Regions from separate parts of the Homo sapiens genome. Here region 2 is linked to region 1. Evidence: chromatin loops called from intact Hi-C (ENCODE). Cell type or tissue: GM12878. All regions are shown on one strand.

Region 1 (8,000 bases):
TCTCCTGACTGCACATTTCAGCAACAGCAAGAAAAGCTGGAACTATTGGAAGAAAGAGGGTCAATGTAGGCCACTGACAATGGCATGCCTGCTGGAATGAGGTAGCCTCGGACTTGAGCAACATGAAAAATGCCCAGGCAGCCAAGAGAGGGTCCCCAAGGCCAGGGGAAGGAAAAACACCCAAGCATATCGTTGCTGACTCTCATTTCCCCTAAAGCATGGAACAGTGTTGTTTTGTGGAAAGTACATGACTTTCAGAGCCAGACAGATATGGGTTTGAGTGATGTTCAGTTGCTGGGTAGACTTGGGCAAGAGACTTAACCTCTCTGAACTTCCACTTCCTCACCATGCAATGAAAATAATAATGTCTTCCCTTTGGTATTGTTAGAGGAATTAAAAGGCCATGATACATGGGAAACCCAAAAGAAATCTTTCATTCCATCCTCCCTTCCTTTCTTTCTTACATTCTTTCTTCCTATATCCCTTGATATATAAAATGGTAGAGGTAGGAAAACCCTAAAATTACTTAATTCCACACTCTTCTCATACAGGTAAGAGACATGAAGGACTTGCTTGAGATCCCACCACTGGCCAGTGGCAATGCTGACATCTTCCTAGTGTGATCTTTCCACCATGCCATGGGGAGCACCTAGCTGGAGAATTAGAAATTCTAAGTCTCAATTCCAAACATTTGTATGTGCATCCGCTTAAAATTCTGAATTCAAAGGGACATCAAAAAGGACAGCTTTCTTATCTCACATTTTTCACTTAAGAACACCCAATTATACTGAGCCTCTTCTACTTTAAAAGCTGCTCTGATTCATAATTTGTACAAGGTTTGGCGAACTTTTACAACTCAAGACCATATCTGATGCCTCCCTACAAGCACTTCTGAGTAAATTTTACTTTTTGGAAGAGGTAGTACCAGTTGTCCCAAATCTAGAGCCCTCAAACCCCTCAAGGTCCACGATTGTTCAAAGATGACCAGTTATAATTTGGGATTTGCCTTCCACTTGGACATTCTTCAGAGTTTGAGAGAAAATTCCCCTACTTTGTGAGCTCAGCTACACGCACGCACTCCAGGGAAAAGAGTAAAATATGCATCTCAGAACTACCCTACCTAAGGCCCAGCGCAGTGGCTCATGCCTGTAATCCCAGTACTTTGGGAGGCTGAGGCAGGTGGATCACTTTAAGTCAGGAGTTCGATAGCAGCCTGGCCAACATGGTGAAACCCTGTCTTTACTAAAAATTAGCCAGGCGTGGTGGTTTGTACCTGCAATCCCAGTTACTTGGAGGCTGAGGCAGGAGAATCATTTGAACCCAGGAGACAGAGGTAGCAGTGAGCCAAGATCACGCCACTGCACTCCAGCCTGGGCAACAGAACGAGACACCATCTCAGGAAGAAAAAAAGAAAGAAAGAAAAGAACCACCCCATCCAAAGGACAAGGCAGCTGGGGTGTTTCTGCACCAATTCCCACCAGTCATCAGCTGAGCACTGTTCCCAAAAGGGGCTGTTCCCTGCCCTTCTTGTCTGCCTCACATGGTCAGAGTAACCTCTGGAAGCCAGAGAGTCTTCAGGTAGAGATGTGAACGCAGGCAGTTGGGAGTCTGGGTGCGTGCACCAAAATGAAAACGGTCCAAGAGATGTGGTCCTGTGGGGCACTGGCATTGAAAGACACATGAAAAGCACAAGGCACGGACTTTCTTTAACCAGAGATTTCTCTGACAATGCCAAAAGAATGGGCTGAGGTAGCTGGAAAGCAAAGGCAAAGTTTGTTCTGTGTTTGCCAAATTACATTATCAGTTGTACTCAAATCTTCATTATGTTTCTTTTGTATATGTAAGGACATTGATTAGAAAAGAGACAAATGGAATGGGAATATAGAGCAGGATTTGGAGACCTTCAATTTCCCCAACCCACAACCCACCCTGAGCTCCCTCCTCCTCTGCGTTCCCTGGTTAGGCTCTTCATGTCTGGCCTGAAGACACTGTTAACTTCTCTCAGTGGCCATCAGTTACCTTGGCAGAGGGACAGACTCACTTAATGCTCTATCCCTACCCCCACCCCTCACCTTTACACACTCATCTTCCACATCCCCAGACTTGTAACTAAAGTCAGACCCCAGCACTTACTAGGGGAGAAGGGAATTCAACCACCAAAAGACTTACAGGACTTAATTATATTGGCAAAGATGTGGGAATATGTGAGGAAAGGCATCCTGAAGGCTATTGGTCAAGAGGAAGGAACATCACTTTGATCAGGGTAAACGTGGGTGCACTGTGCACTCACCCACGATTCTGGATCTAGTGGTGTTAGCTGGGGCAGCTGAGAGTGGTTCTGATAGTTTACTTGCTGGCCCAAGAAGTCCAGGGCTCCATTGGAAGTACAGTCTAGGGAAAGTTGAGAAGCTAGAAACTGTAAGGTTCAATATAACAAAAGAACTCATAGGTGTCAAGAGAGGAATGTGGCTGTAGCCTTATAGGCAATCCCGTCATCAAAGCCTGGGATAGACACTGGTAAGGCAAACACCGGCATCTTTGAAAAGAGTGTAGAGGCTCTTCTCTGTGAGTTGGGAATAGTGGTGGAAGATGCTACCATCCAAAAGGACTGCTTGATACCAAGCATGTGGGAAGGGCCCGGGTGGAAAAGGACAAATAGGTACACTAGAATAGTAAGATAGAAATGGGTATAGTCATCTTACAAGACATTAGGGCTTACCAGAATGAACTGAACTGCAGGGATCTTAGGGTGTGGCCAGTTGATCGCAGGATTTCCGGCCTAACTTGGCGTGTAACTGAAAAAACTCCAGGTCTGGTGAATGGGGGCTGCTATTACATCAGAAACTTGGGGTCGTGTCTAAGACCGAGTCAGTTCCCAGACCCACATCCCCTCACTAAAGGGAAAATAGGGATGCTTAAGGCAGCACTTTCTGCTAAAATTGCCAAGTATGTTCTGTGACTTTTCCTCTCAGCCTTCCCCAGTGGTACTTGTGTCCATTTAAACAGGTTACTGTACTGGGGGAAAAATGCCCAAACTTTTCTCAAATATTTGGACACTGGCTCCAAGCCAACCATACCACAGACCACCTATCAAAGCAGGCGACTAGTAGAGATCTGGTAATTGATAGAGTTTTGGAGTGTGTGTGTGTGTGTGTGTGTGTGTGTGTGTTGACCTTTCTTCTCCCATTTGGCAGAGGAAAAGTATACCAAACACAGAGGAAAGTGGAGAACTCATGGTGAGCTTTTACTCCTGTAACTGCATCCATTCCTGCTTCGCTTACTGAGTTCCCTCCACACTTGCATCTCAAACGCTGAACTCAAACTTGTCATTCTCCCTCTCCTCCCATGGCCTTTGAATTTGCAATTCCCTGGCCTAAATCTTCCTCACCTCTTCCCATCCCTTTGCCTAATTACTTCCTCCTCATCCTTCAAATCTCAGCTCCAGGGTCCCTCGTTAGGGAACACTGCCTATTCCCATCACTCCACGAATCTAGGTCAACTTCATTAGCTCCACAACATCCAGGGACAGCAATCTTTGCCTTTAAAGCACCTCCCGCAGCTTGTTGATGCACATTCATGCGAGTGGCTTGACGAGTATCTGCTTCTTCCTCTAGACTAGAAGCAGCCCAAAGCTGGAACGTAGTTTTGGTTACCACTCTTCCCCTGGCTTCTAAATACGATGCCTGGCACAGTGAACACTCAATAAATATTCATCAAATGAATGGATGAATGAATAAATAAATGAATGCACACCTCTTTTACTTCAAAAAAAAAAACACTTCTTAAGAATTGAAATTTAGCAATAAATTGGCCAATGTTTTTCCTATCTTTAGCGTGCCAGCACTTTCTTCTGGAGACCATGAGCAGGGGCAGAAAGACATCATCCCCAGCAGCACTCACATCTGAAAGCAGGCGGGTGTCCCTCTGCAACAACCCCTGCTCAGTTAGATTGCTTTAGGATACCCTCTTTTCTAAACAGAACAAAATTTTAACCAGACCATAAAAGCTGGTTTGGGATCTGAAAGAATAAGATTGTGCAGCAAATGATAAAAGGAAAAACCCAGCCATGCCTCCCTGTTCTGCCTTTTGTTTGGGCATCCTGTGTCCTGCTAGGCCTAGAAGGGGGTTGATGGAACCGTTTGTTGGCTGAGAGACTGGATTTTAATTGTCCTGCAAAGCTCCAATAAAGCTTTGTTTCAAGTCTTGAATTTCATCCATGTTTCCCTTTTAACAAACTTCAAGGAAATAACTCACCCTGAACTGCCACAGTGTACTGCCAAAGCGCTAGCAAATAAGAAAGGCACATGCTTCCTGAATTTGGGTGAATGAACCGACAACACTCACTTTAAAGGGTTTTCTTTTTCTTTTTTTTTCCTTTTAACTAGGAGAGAGAATGCGGACCAGGCTTTCCCTCAGCAATTTTTCTAATGAAAACATTTGGTGCCACCTGGTGGCCAAATTTACACGGACGCCTCAGCCTTCGCAGAGTACAAATGTCTCCCGGTTGAACTGGATATTAAAAACCCTGGTGCTACTCGGGAGGCTGAGGCAGAGTGGCATGAACCCGGGAGGCGGAGCTTGCAGTGAGCCAAGATCACGCCACTGCACTCCAGCCTGGGTGACAAAGCGAGACTCCGTCTCAAAAAAAAAAAAAAAAAAAAAAAAAAAAAAAAAAAAACCCTAGTGCAACCAATTTGGTAAATTTCTAAGAATATAGAGAATTTAAATTTCTCCTTATTGAAGACAAAATTCCCCACCTGCGTTCCACCACGCCTCTTGGGGACAATTTGTTTTCCTGAACAGGTGGCTTTCTTTAAGTGAACATTTTCTCTAAGGTAATATGCTTCATGCAGAGTTCACTTTTGAGCTAAAAGAAGGGCAAGAAGTGCAAATAATTATTGTGGCATGAGAGAAGGAGAAGGAATTGCCCAGAAATCCTTTAGGCCCCTTCAGTGTCTACTGGCCTAGGATTCCAAAAAGGTTTGAGAATGTTTCTCATACTCATATTTGGCCCAAGCACACGGGTCCAGTGGGTCAACTTTCACTTTGAGAAAAGCTTCAAATTCCACATTCTTGGATAAAACATAAATAGAGCCCAGTTAGTCCCTCTCAGGCTTTTATGAACTAGAATCATATTTCTTAACCTATCATTCCTGAGTGTGAGAAAAACAAGAGGAATGATATGTAATGTCTTAACAAGCTGTGCTGGGATACCAATTTTAACTGGCCAATAGAACCAACGCAGATTATGTTTTAGAGAAATCTAATCCCTTATAAATCAGCTGTGTGTAAAAACCCTCACATAAACAAGTGATGTGTTGTGAGTAGCAAGGAGAAAAAAAAAATTCTCCTGGAAATGTGTAGGTCTATTAGCGGAGACAAGCGCTGCTCGCCTCGTGCTCCATACTCCGAAGGGCAATTCATGTTAAAGGCAGTAGTGGGCTGGCCCCCTTTATGCTGAACATAGGAAATACAGAAAAACATCTACGAGACTGAGCAAAGTGGTAGTATTTCGTGCACTGGCTGGCTCAGCACCAAAATTCAAATCAATACTCCAGAGAGAAGAGCCCCCAGAAACAGCCCAGCAAGAGCTTGGAGGGTTCAATGATCATTTAATTTAAGCCCCTCTTTTTACAGACAAATGAACACAGGCCCCCAAGAGTTTAGGTGATGTTCCCGTGGGCCCTTATCAAGTTAGAGCAGAGCCCAGGGAGAGAGAGAGTTGAGGTCCTCCGCTCTCTGCTTCTGCCTCCACACTCTGCTTGCTCTGACCAACGTCCTCCCACCGGCGATGCAGAACTTCAAAGGGATGGAAAAGGTGGCAAAGTCACCAGTGAATCTGTGTGATATACATAACTGATGACTTCCTCCTTTAAAAATTTTTTTGAGAGAGGGTCTTGTTCTGTTACCCAGGTTGGAGTGCAGTGACACAATCGTAACTTGAAATCCTGGGCTCAAGTGAGCCTTTTGCCTCAGCCTCCCGAGTAGCTGGGACTACAAGGAGCACACCTCCATGCCTGGCTAATTTGTTAAAATGTTTCTTTAGAGACGGTAGTCTCACTATTTTCCCCAGGATGGTCTTGAACCCCTGACCTCAGGTGATCCTCCCGCCTTGGCCTCTCAAAGTGGTGACTTCAGGTGTGAGCCACTGTGCCCAGCAGCTTCCTCCTTTACAGAAATAAATTAATGCAAAATAAAGGAGGAAGAGAGAAATGATAGCTAAGCAGAGAACATGCAACAAAGTCAATGCTAACATCCACGTGATTGAGCATCTACTGTATGGCAGGTGCTTCACATGCGTTATCTTGAATGGGTGAACATTCTCCAATACAGCAGGGTTCCATCCATTCCACAGGTGAGGCACCTCATGCTCAGGTGGGTAAATTGCCCACCACCGTGTGGTAATAAAAGGGCAGAACACACACATGAAATCAGGACACCCTGACTCCAAATCCTATCACTGTTTCATGTCTCCAGCTGCAGACAACTCTTATGTGAGCCCTGGATAGGAAAAGGAACAGAGTCATGGAAGGTCCACTTAAGTTCTCCTTCAAGCAGCTAAGGAGGTGCTGTCTCTAACAAGCCAAATTAAGATAGGCAAAGTCACCCCAGCAGCTGTTGACTTCAGCATTTGCTTTTAAAATGAGAATTATTGTCTCAGGGTGAAGACTCCGGTTCAAGCATGAGTCATGCACCCCAGCAGACCTGGTTTGTTTTTAGCGAAGTGTGGCCGGGGGAGGAGGGGTTGTATTCACCAGCAAAGCATGTCACAGAGGATGTACACACACACACACACACACACACACACACACACAGACACACAGACACACACACACACACGTCTGCCCATTACAGCTGCTCCAGGCATCTCTCGCCTGACAGAATAGGGTCTGTTTCTGACCCCCACACATCCTTAAAGAATGTGATCTTTGCAGAGATCACTAGCAGGAAATGACCCTGAGGAAAGCCACTTGATGTCATTCTTTGAATGTTCTGCTGTCAGCTCCCAAAACTGTCAGGAATGAGGTCGTAAGTGTCTCCTTCAGCTGCATAAATAGAGGCCACCAAAGGTCTCCAGGAAAGAAAAAAGCTGGTAATCACAGCAATTCACGTGTGGACCAAATATGGCAGCACCGGTGGAAGACAGAGTCATGTTATGACTCACACAAACCCAAGCTGGAATCCCATAGCTGCTGTTTTCCAGGGGTATGACATTGAACTGCATAAATGCCTCAGTTTCCCCATCTGCTTGATGGGCATCAGAGCATCACTATGAGGGCTGAGCCGAGTACTTATAGAAGCAGTGGGTGATATAGGTAGCCAGTGCCTGATCAATGCTGCTTCTCATCCATCCTCCTCCTGCATGATGTGGTTAGAAATCTCCAATGGCTGGGCGCGGTGGCTCATGCCTATAATCCCAGCACTTTGGGAGGCCGAGGCCGGCGGATCACCTGAGGTCGGGAGTTTGAGACCAGCCTGACCAGCATGGAGAAACCCCATCTCTACTAAAAATACAAAATTAGCCAGGCATGGTGGCACATGCCTGTAATTCCAGCTACTGGGGAGGCTGAGGCAGGAGAATCGCTTGAACCTGGGAGGTGGAGGTTGTGGTGAGCTGAGATTGCGCCATTGCACTCCAGCCTGGGCAACTTCCAGAGTGAAACTGTCTCAAAAACAAACAAAAAAAAGAAATCTCTGGTGCGGCTGGGCATGGTGGCTCACACCTGTAATCCCAGCACTTTGGGAGGCCAAGGCGGGTGGATCACCTGAGGTCAGGAGTTCGAGACCAGCCTGGCCAATGTGGTGAAACCCTGTCTCTACTAAAAATACAAAAAATTACCTAGTTGTGGTGGCACACACCTGTAATCCCAGCACTTTGGGAGGCCGAGTCGGGCAGCTCACTTGAGGTCAGGAGTTGGAGACCAGCCTAGCCAACATGGCAAAACCCCGTCTCTACTAAAAACACAAAAATTAGCCAGGCGTGGTTGCGCACACCTGTA
Region 2 (8,000 bases), 850 kb before region 1:
AAGTCACATACTGATGACTTAAAGTGAAGAATTCTTCAACAGGCTTTAAAGAAGACTGGGTGTGTGATTCTTTAGCGAGATGTCCTCTTGCCTAATCCTTCCACCCCACCCCTACAATTACAATGGAAAATGACTAAAACTGTCTAGGCTTTCAATGCCATAAGTCTTAATGTAAATAGTACAGAGGTTAGCAAAGACAAGTATCAGGATTCTTGGCTATTCCTTTAACTAATGCTGCTACTATTTGTAAACCATTTGATTTTCACTCCTTATATCAGTCTGTTTTCACACTATGAACAACTGCCCAAGACTGGATAATTTATAAAGTGAAGAGGTTTAATTGACTCACAGTTCAGCATGGCTGAGGAGGCCTCAGAAAACTTACAATCGTGGTGGAAGACTAAGGGGAAGCAAACATGTCCTTCTTGGCATGGTAGCAGGAAGCAGAAGTGTTGAGTGAAGTGGGAAGAGACCATTATAAAACCATCGGATCTTGTGAGAACTCACTCACGATCACGAGAACAACATGGAGGAAACTGCCCCCATGATTCAATTACCTCCACCTAATCTCTCCCTTGACACGTGGGTATTATGGGGATTACAATTGAAGATAAGATTTGGGTGTGTGGGTATTATGGGGATTACAGTTGAAGATAAGATTTGGGTGTACTCACACCCAATAGTCATTATGGGGATTACAACTGAAGGTAAGATTTGGGTGGGGACACAAAGCCTAACCATAGCACCTCTCTTACTGAAAACATAATTTAATTAAAATACAGTGTAGTCCAATGAACTAAGTGGATGATCCTTAACTGGAATAATTAGTTCTATAACCAGTTTTCTGGATTTTAGAGTCTTTTATAACACAGTTACAGTGTTCTTGACATGGCCTTATTCCTTGGCTACAGCAATCGAGTGTTCATAGGCAGCGATAATTTGCTATTTAAATAACATAGTAAAATGACTTTGTGCATCTGCATGACTATATGTGAATGTTTTCCTTGGACTGCAAGCCATTTAGGCAGCTTTCCCCCCAGGCAGCAGCTTTTCATGATATTTCCAATTTATCATTTATGACCTTTCATGCTACTCTTTCTTAAAAAGAGACATCCCTGCATAATCACAACCTGTATTTCAAAAACTATGCTGTGAACTATTGGAGTCTAAAATATAACTAAGCTCTGTTGATGATTATTACTGTGTGTAATTTGTGTCCATTTAAGTCTTCTGCACTAGAAGTTCAGGGCAGAATGGAAGGAAGAAATTGAATTTTAGAAGCTTTCTCTTTTTCCCTTCTAAATCTGTGTGAATATTTTCTAATATTTTGTTATCCTGGTGGGGCAGAAATTATAATGTGTGTGACATCCCCGAGTGGACTCATTTAACACAGATAAATTCCATCAGTAGCTAGGAAGTGTCAGCTCCCTTGATAAGCTTTCCTAGTTCACAGAAATTGAGCCATAACATTCCCATTAACTCTGTTTGGAGCAGTGACTAATGATACCACATAGAGACAAATTCAAGTTAATATAGATATGGAACTGTTATTTTCCTCATCCTCCAAAATTTGGCTATCATTGGATAAACATTCCCTTCTGTGGAAGCCTTCCGTCTCCCCACACACTGGTATGCCAGCAATGTTGTAGACTCTCTATAGAGGGATAGAGCCCCTCTCCTTGCCTGACTTAGTGCTCCCACCCTTCAAAGCCAGTGTTCTCCCTACACCATTATCCCCTCGATTTCCCCAACATCCACCTCCAATTTCACAATTCTTTTGCTCATACAGCTTCTAAACTTCCTTACAACAAAAATACAAAGAACATTGTAGGAATTTAGAATGGTCTCCACATGGTGATGCCTGAGAATTTCCCCTGGGGAGAAGACCAGCGGTCTGACCACCCACAAAGGCCTTGGAGAAATTACCTACCATGGACCACAGTCTGGCTTTCAGCTTTGTGGACTCTGAAACCAGATCTTGTTAATGCAAAGAGATCGCCAGGCAGACTGACACTAACCAATGAAGAACATCATTCATATGTATCCAAAGTACTATGCTGCAGTGAGAAATAGAACTGTCATAAAATCAGAATACTCATGCTGGCATCATTAGTGAATTTCAGACCTACTTGGGGAGACAAATGACAATCAGAATCTGTTTAGACTCAGAACACAAGGAGTTAGATGAACAGAGTGTTAAAATACATCAAGCTCTCAATAGGGAGTGTCTGAACTTTGAAAGGATTTCAGCATTTAATGATATACTGTATTTATTTATAAGGCTCCCCAGAAGACTTACCGAGGCATAAAACTTGAATTATAGATAACTGAGCAATTGTTTTCTGGTTAGTATAACAAATAGAATGTTGCCAACACATGATTCCAACTTAAAGATGATCCCTGTGCAAATAAAAGTTTTCAAAATGTTCATGATCAGATAGGGGAAAAAATTATAATATAACCAATTCTATGAGGTACAGACAAACCAGAAGTTAACCCCGAAAGGTAGGTCCTGCCAGTTGACTGGAAGTTGCCCTAACAACCAACATCAAAGTATCAAGTTTCATGACTCCCATAATGGAGAAACAGTATTGTCCAACTCAATTTTTCTGTCAGCCAGATAGGCAAGTTCTAGAAATGCCACCTGCAAGTACCAAGTAAATATACTAATAAATAATAGTGATTCATTTCATGCCCTCTTTCCCCACCTATCCCTTTGATTATGAAAGAATTTGATAGACAATCTCAAGTAGGCATTTTCATTTGTTTAAAGAATTTAGAGAAAGAGCAGAAAATGTTTAGCCTACAGGGCACTTTCCCCAGAAGGTTAACTGCTTGACAAAAATGAACTTAGAAATATACCTTCTTGAGAAAAACTACAGCATTGGTTTTGCAGTTTATATCATGTGTAATCACTTCACATGTCAAAAAAGAAAAAAAATAGTTGGCTGTCTTAAGATACTATCTGCAACAAGCCTGTGCATGCAGCTCAATCTCTGTTACTTCTTTCTAAGGTAAGATCAGGTCCAAGAAGTGGCAGAAGTTGAAATGCGTTTTTATGCCCATTGTCGCTATGCATATTCACACATATGGAAAATTCTTATTAGCCATTGCCAAAAGACTTTTCTAAAATATTTTGTAGTGCATGGTTGCTTGGAAACATTGAGATCTCAAAATAAATAGTTCTGCCTTGTTCAAAATGTGTACAAATTGCACTAAACATAGACACTCAGACTCCTCCAAACCTCTAAGATTGATATCGTAAGGCCTGCCTCAAATGCATTTCTGGCAAAATCAAAGTCTTTAATTATCTTAAAAAGAGTAACATGTTAAAAATGTGCATGCGATTATCCCTTAAAAACACCATAAGAATATAAAGAAGGCCTTTCTCCTGACAGTACTCCAGGGCTACTCATCTGAGTGTTGGGAAGTCTAGGAGAATTTGCTGTTATTGACAGTTACAAATCACTCTCCAAGCACTTGTGTCCCATTCCCTGGATTTGGCCAATAGTACAGAGGAAAATGTTATGTTCTTCCTGGAAATCAGTGTTCATGTTGCCACTGATAATCACCTGAATAGTAATTTTGCCATTGTACCACTGCACGAAGGCATGCCCAGGAAGCCTTGCTTAGATCTGACATGTCTGCTGTCTTAACCAGCAGAACAAATAAGGAAGTAAACATGAAAGGTCTCGAGAGAAGCCCATGTGGATCAGTCTGGGGCTGAGATAAGAACTTGGGTATGCTTCTCATAGTTCAGACAAATGACAATGACAGTTTGAGTATTTCTACCAATCCTTCTTTTGGTAGTTATTAAGGGACACTGACTTAGTATTGCAAAACAAACTGAGCTACATCGATACGTGGTCCAATTTTTAAGACACCCTTTCCAGTCTTATTTGTCTCATATAGTATGCTAGATAAAAGGGAGATAAACTGTTTCCAACTTATCTAAATTGAGATGATGATTTGTCTTGGCACCAAATACAATTTGCAATTGGGATGTTGCTCTGGCATCTCGTCTCATCTGGGTTGTCTCGTCCCTTTTGTACACCCCTACTTGGAAATACTTGGAAATTCTATTGGAAGTTGAGAATAAAGGGCTCTTTATCTTCAAACATGATTTCCCTATTTATTATGCACTTTTTCTTTCCTTTGTTTCCAATCAAAATTCTGAGTTTCTCTCTGTTTATCTGTGAATCCCATGGCCTCAGACTTTAAAAATGGACTAAATAGTTAGAAAATTTGAATTTAGGGCTGATTCGATTCAGAAACCAAGTAAGCATTGTCTCCAAACATGAAGCCATGTTTCTTTGTAACCAAGGCTGCCTGTTTAGCTGGAATTTCTGTCTAAGATCACCCCTGGGTAACTAACAATTGAAACCTACAACGTTTTTGAAGATCAACTTTCCTCACTCAATGTATTGAAATTTTCAAATGTTCTCTTTGACAAGAGAAAAATAGCTTCAGATTTCATATTTGTACTAATGTGTTTCTAATTAATTGATTTTAATTTGATTCTCTGTGTTTTCTTCTTTGTAAGCTAATTCTGCTGTTTTCATACATGTTTTAGATAATGGCCTTACTTTTGTTTGCCTGCCTACAACAGAAATATCAGAAAGAAGAAAATCATCATTAGCATTAAATCATGGTCAAGCCAGAGAGTTCATGTAATATGGGGGTTTTATGGTTCACTGAATACAATCTCATCTCAAATTCATTTTCCAGTTGGTCTTGAATTTTCGAAAAGTCTAGAAGTGCAGCTGCGTTGTAGGTCATCATTCTATGCAGTAGTCATAATCAAGCTAGACACTAGGGGGCTGTGTGGAGTGAGGTGGTGGTAAGCTTAGTCTCCTGAATCAGGTTGACCAGGGTTAGCATATCTGCACTTACACTGTTGTCTCTGTGACCTTGTGTAAAGCACTGAACTTATCTGAGCCTCAGCATTCTCATCTGTTAAATGGAAAAAAAAAATGTGTATTCTGTCTCTATTAAAGGGCATTTACTGAAATCACCATCTTCACATAATGATAATAAGTGCTGTGTAAAAAGAGAAAAGCATCTTGTGGGTAATGCTTGATTAAATCCAATTAAAGTTAAACGGGGCTTTTTATTGCAGACGTTCCTGATGCATTACTGCATAAGATAAACCTCCACTGGAGGTATGAATTACATAGCATTGTCCAGACTTATTGGGAGACTCACAGAATACATGTTGGGAAGAGCTTATAGGCTTCCTAACACTGATGTGATCATTAAGCATAATTATGTACATTAAATGCTTATCTCAATATCTGCTGCATATCAATGCAGGCCGACATTTACTGAGCATTTCCTGTGTGCCACATGTCATCTCATTGCATAATCATGGCAATCTCGTGAGGCAGGTACCCTCATTCTCATCTTACAGGTAAGAAAACTGAGCCTTGGCGATGTTGACCAACTGCCCAGGGTCATATGGCAAGACAGTGTCAAACATGGAGCTTTTTGACTCCCCAGAGTCTGTCTGATACACTTTAATAAATGCTGTTCCCGGGTGGGTGTGTGGCTCACCCCTGTAATCCCAGCACTTTGGGAGTCCGAGGTGGGTGGATCACCTGAGGTGAGGAGTTGGAGACCAGCCTGTTCAATGTTGTGTGACCCCATCTCTACTAAGAATACAAAAATTAGCCAGGCATGGTGGTGTGTCCCTGTAATCCCAGCTACTTGGGAGGCTGAGGCAGGAGAATTGCTTGAACCTGCGGGGCGGAGGCTGCAGTGAGTCGAGATCGCGCCAATGCACTCCAGCCTGGGTGACAGAGCGAGACTGCATCTCAAAAATAAATGAATAAATAAATAAAAATAAATGCTGTTCTCAGTCTCTTCTTTTCCTTAGCTATCCCTGGGACAACTGTTACATTCTAATGCAAGCTATTAGCAGGACAGGCATCAAAGACAAAGATTCCCCTTAAGAGTACTATCTTGCTTTATAGCTTATCCAGAAATATTGCTAGACAATTCCAGGCCCCACATTCATTTCGTCATTCTTCCCTTCAACAAAGACATAGTAAGTAAGAACTTACTGTGTACGGGTCACTTCTCTAGGTAACGGAAATACGACAGTGAATAAAGCAGACAAAAACCCTTGCTCTCATGGAGTGCATACTCTCCTGTGAGAAAACAGACAAAAACAAGTAACTAAGTAAAACAAACAAACAGAAGTCATGGTAATAAGTGCAATGCAGAAAAATAAAGGAGGAAAAAGGAAAGAGAGTGACTTTGGTAGTGGGGAGAGGTTGGTGGCTGCACTTCTAAATAGGGTTATGCCAGAAGGCCTGGCTGAGATGGTGCCCTCTGGGCAAAGACTTGGAGGAAGGGAGCAAGGGATGGATCCAGATGGTATCTGGGCAGAATGTTTCAGGCTAAAGAAAGAGCAAGTGGAAAAATCCCAAGGTAGGGATGTGCCTGGTGTCTTCAGAGAATTGCGACATGCTCTCTTTTTTCCTATTTTTTTTTTTTTAGAAAAATCAACTTTTATTTTAGATGCAGTGAGTATATGTGCAGATTTGTTACATGGATATATTGCACCCAGGTAGTGAGCATAGTACCCAATAGGTAGTTTTACAACCCATGCCCTCCTCTCTCGCTCCCCATCTATTCATCCCTAGTATTTTTTGTTCCCATTTTTATGTCCCTGAGTACCCAATGTTAAGCTCCCACTTTTTTTAAGTGAGAACACATGATATATTTTGTTTTCTCTTCCTATGTTAATTTGCTTAGTATTCTGGCCTCCAGCTTCATCCATGTTTCTGCAAAAGACACGATTTCATTCTTTGTTATGGCCACGTAGCTTTCTGTGGTGTATATGTACCATATTTTCTTTATCCAATCCACCTTTAATGGGCACCTAGGTCAATCCCATGTCTTTGATATTGTGAATAATATGGCAATGAGCATACACGTGCACCTGTCTTTTTGATATGATAATCTATTTTCCTTTGAGTATATACCCAATAATGGGATTTCTAGGTTGAATGGTAAATCTGTTTTAAGTTCCTTGTGAAATCTCCAAATCACTTTCTACTGTGGCTGAATTAATTTACATTCCCACCAGCAGTGTATAAACTTTCTCTTTTCTCCATAGCCTTACCAGCATCTGTTGTTTTGGGGCTTTTTAATAATAGGTATTCTGACTGGTGTGAGATGGTATGTCATCATAGTTCTAATTTGCATTTCTCTGATGATTAGTGATACTGAGCATTTATTCATATGCTTCTTGGCTGCTTGTATGTTCTTTTAAGAAGTGTTTGTTCATATCCTTTGCCTACTTTTTAATGGGATTGTTTTTCGCTTGTTCCATTGTTGAAGTTCCTTATAGATTCTGGTTATTAGACCTTTGTCAGTGCATAGCTTGTGACACTTTTCTCTCATTCTGTAGGTTGTCTGTTTACTCTGTTGATAATTTCTTTTGCTGTGCAGAAGCTCTTTCTTTTAATTAGGTTCCACATGTCAATTTTTGTTTTTGTTGCAATTGCTCGTGGGGAATTTGTCAAAATTCTTTGCCAAGATCAATTTGTTGAAAAGGGTATTTTCTGTTTACTTCTAGGATTTTTATAGTTTAAAGTCTTGCATTTAAATCTTTAATCCATGTTAAGTTTTGTACACAGTGAAAAGTAGGGGTCTAGTTTTATTCTTCTGCATATGGCTAGCCAGCTATCCTAGCACCATTTATTGAACAGGGAGTCCTTTACCCATTGTTTGTTTTTGTTGGTCTTGTGGAAGATGGTTGTAGGTGTGTGGCTTTATTTCTGAGGTTTTTTTTTTTTTTTTTTTTTTTCTGTTCCATTGGTCTATGTGTCTGTTTTTGTTCCAGAACCATGCTGTTTTGGTTACTGTAGACTTATAGTGTGGTTTAAAGTTGACTAGTGTGATATTTCTGGCTTTGTCCTCTTTGCTTAAGATTGTTTTGGCTAATTTAGGGTTATTTTTGGTTCCATGTGAATTTTAAAAGAGTTTTTTTT

The links. Hi-C counts contacts between places; a loop is a spot of excess contacts. Peaks named below come from ENCODE experiments on the same cell type or tissue, not always from the same donor. Only the 100,000 strongest peaks of a DNase experiment are listed, where the experiment ranks them.
Region 2: it touches region 1 in a loop (4-fold over the local background); 7 of 110 quality-filtered maps call a loop at or near these places.

The regions. Positions count from the first base shown.
Region 1 is chr6:11,652,204-11,660,203 of GRCh38, reverse strand. No RefSeq gene overlaps it. Among named protein-coding and RNA genes, the nearest start is that of TMEM170B, 120 kb to the right of the region's middle. RefSeq lists a silencer at 4,361-4,530. In GM12878, a CTCF peak has its summit at 4,452 (motif pointing left); DNase peaks (open chromatin) are centred at 207, 4,403 and 6,553; H3K27ac peaks cover 605 bases.
Region 2 is chr6:12,501,381-12,509,380 of GRCh38, reverse strand. No RefSeq gene overlaps it. Among named protein-coding and RNA genes, the nearest start is that of LINC02530, 80 kb to the left of the region's middle. In GM12878, a CTCF peak has its summit at 4,826 (motif pointing right); a DNase peak (open chromatin) is centred at 4,850.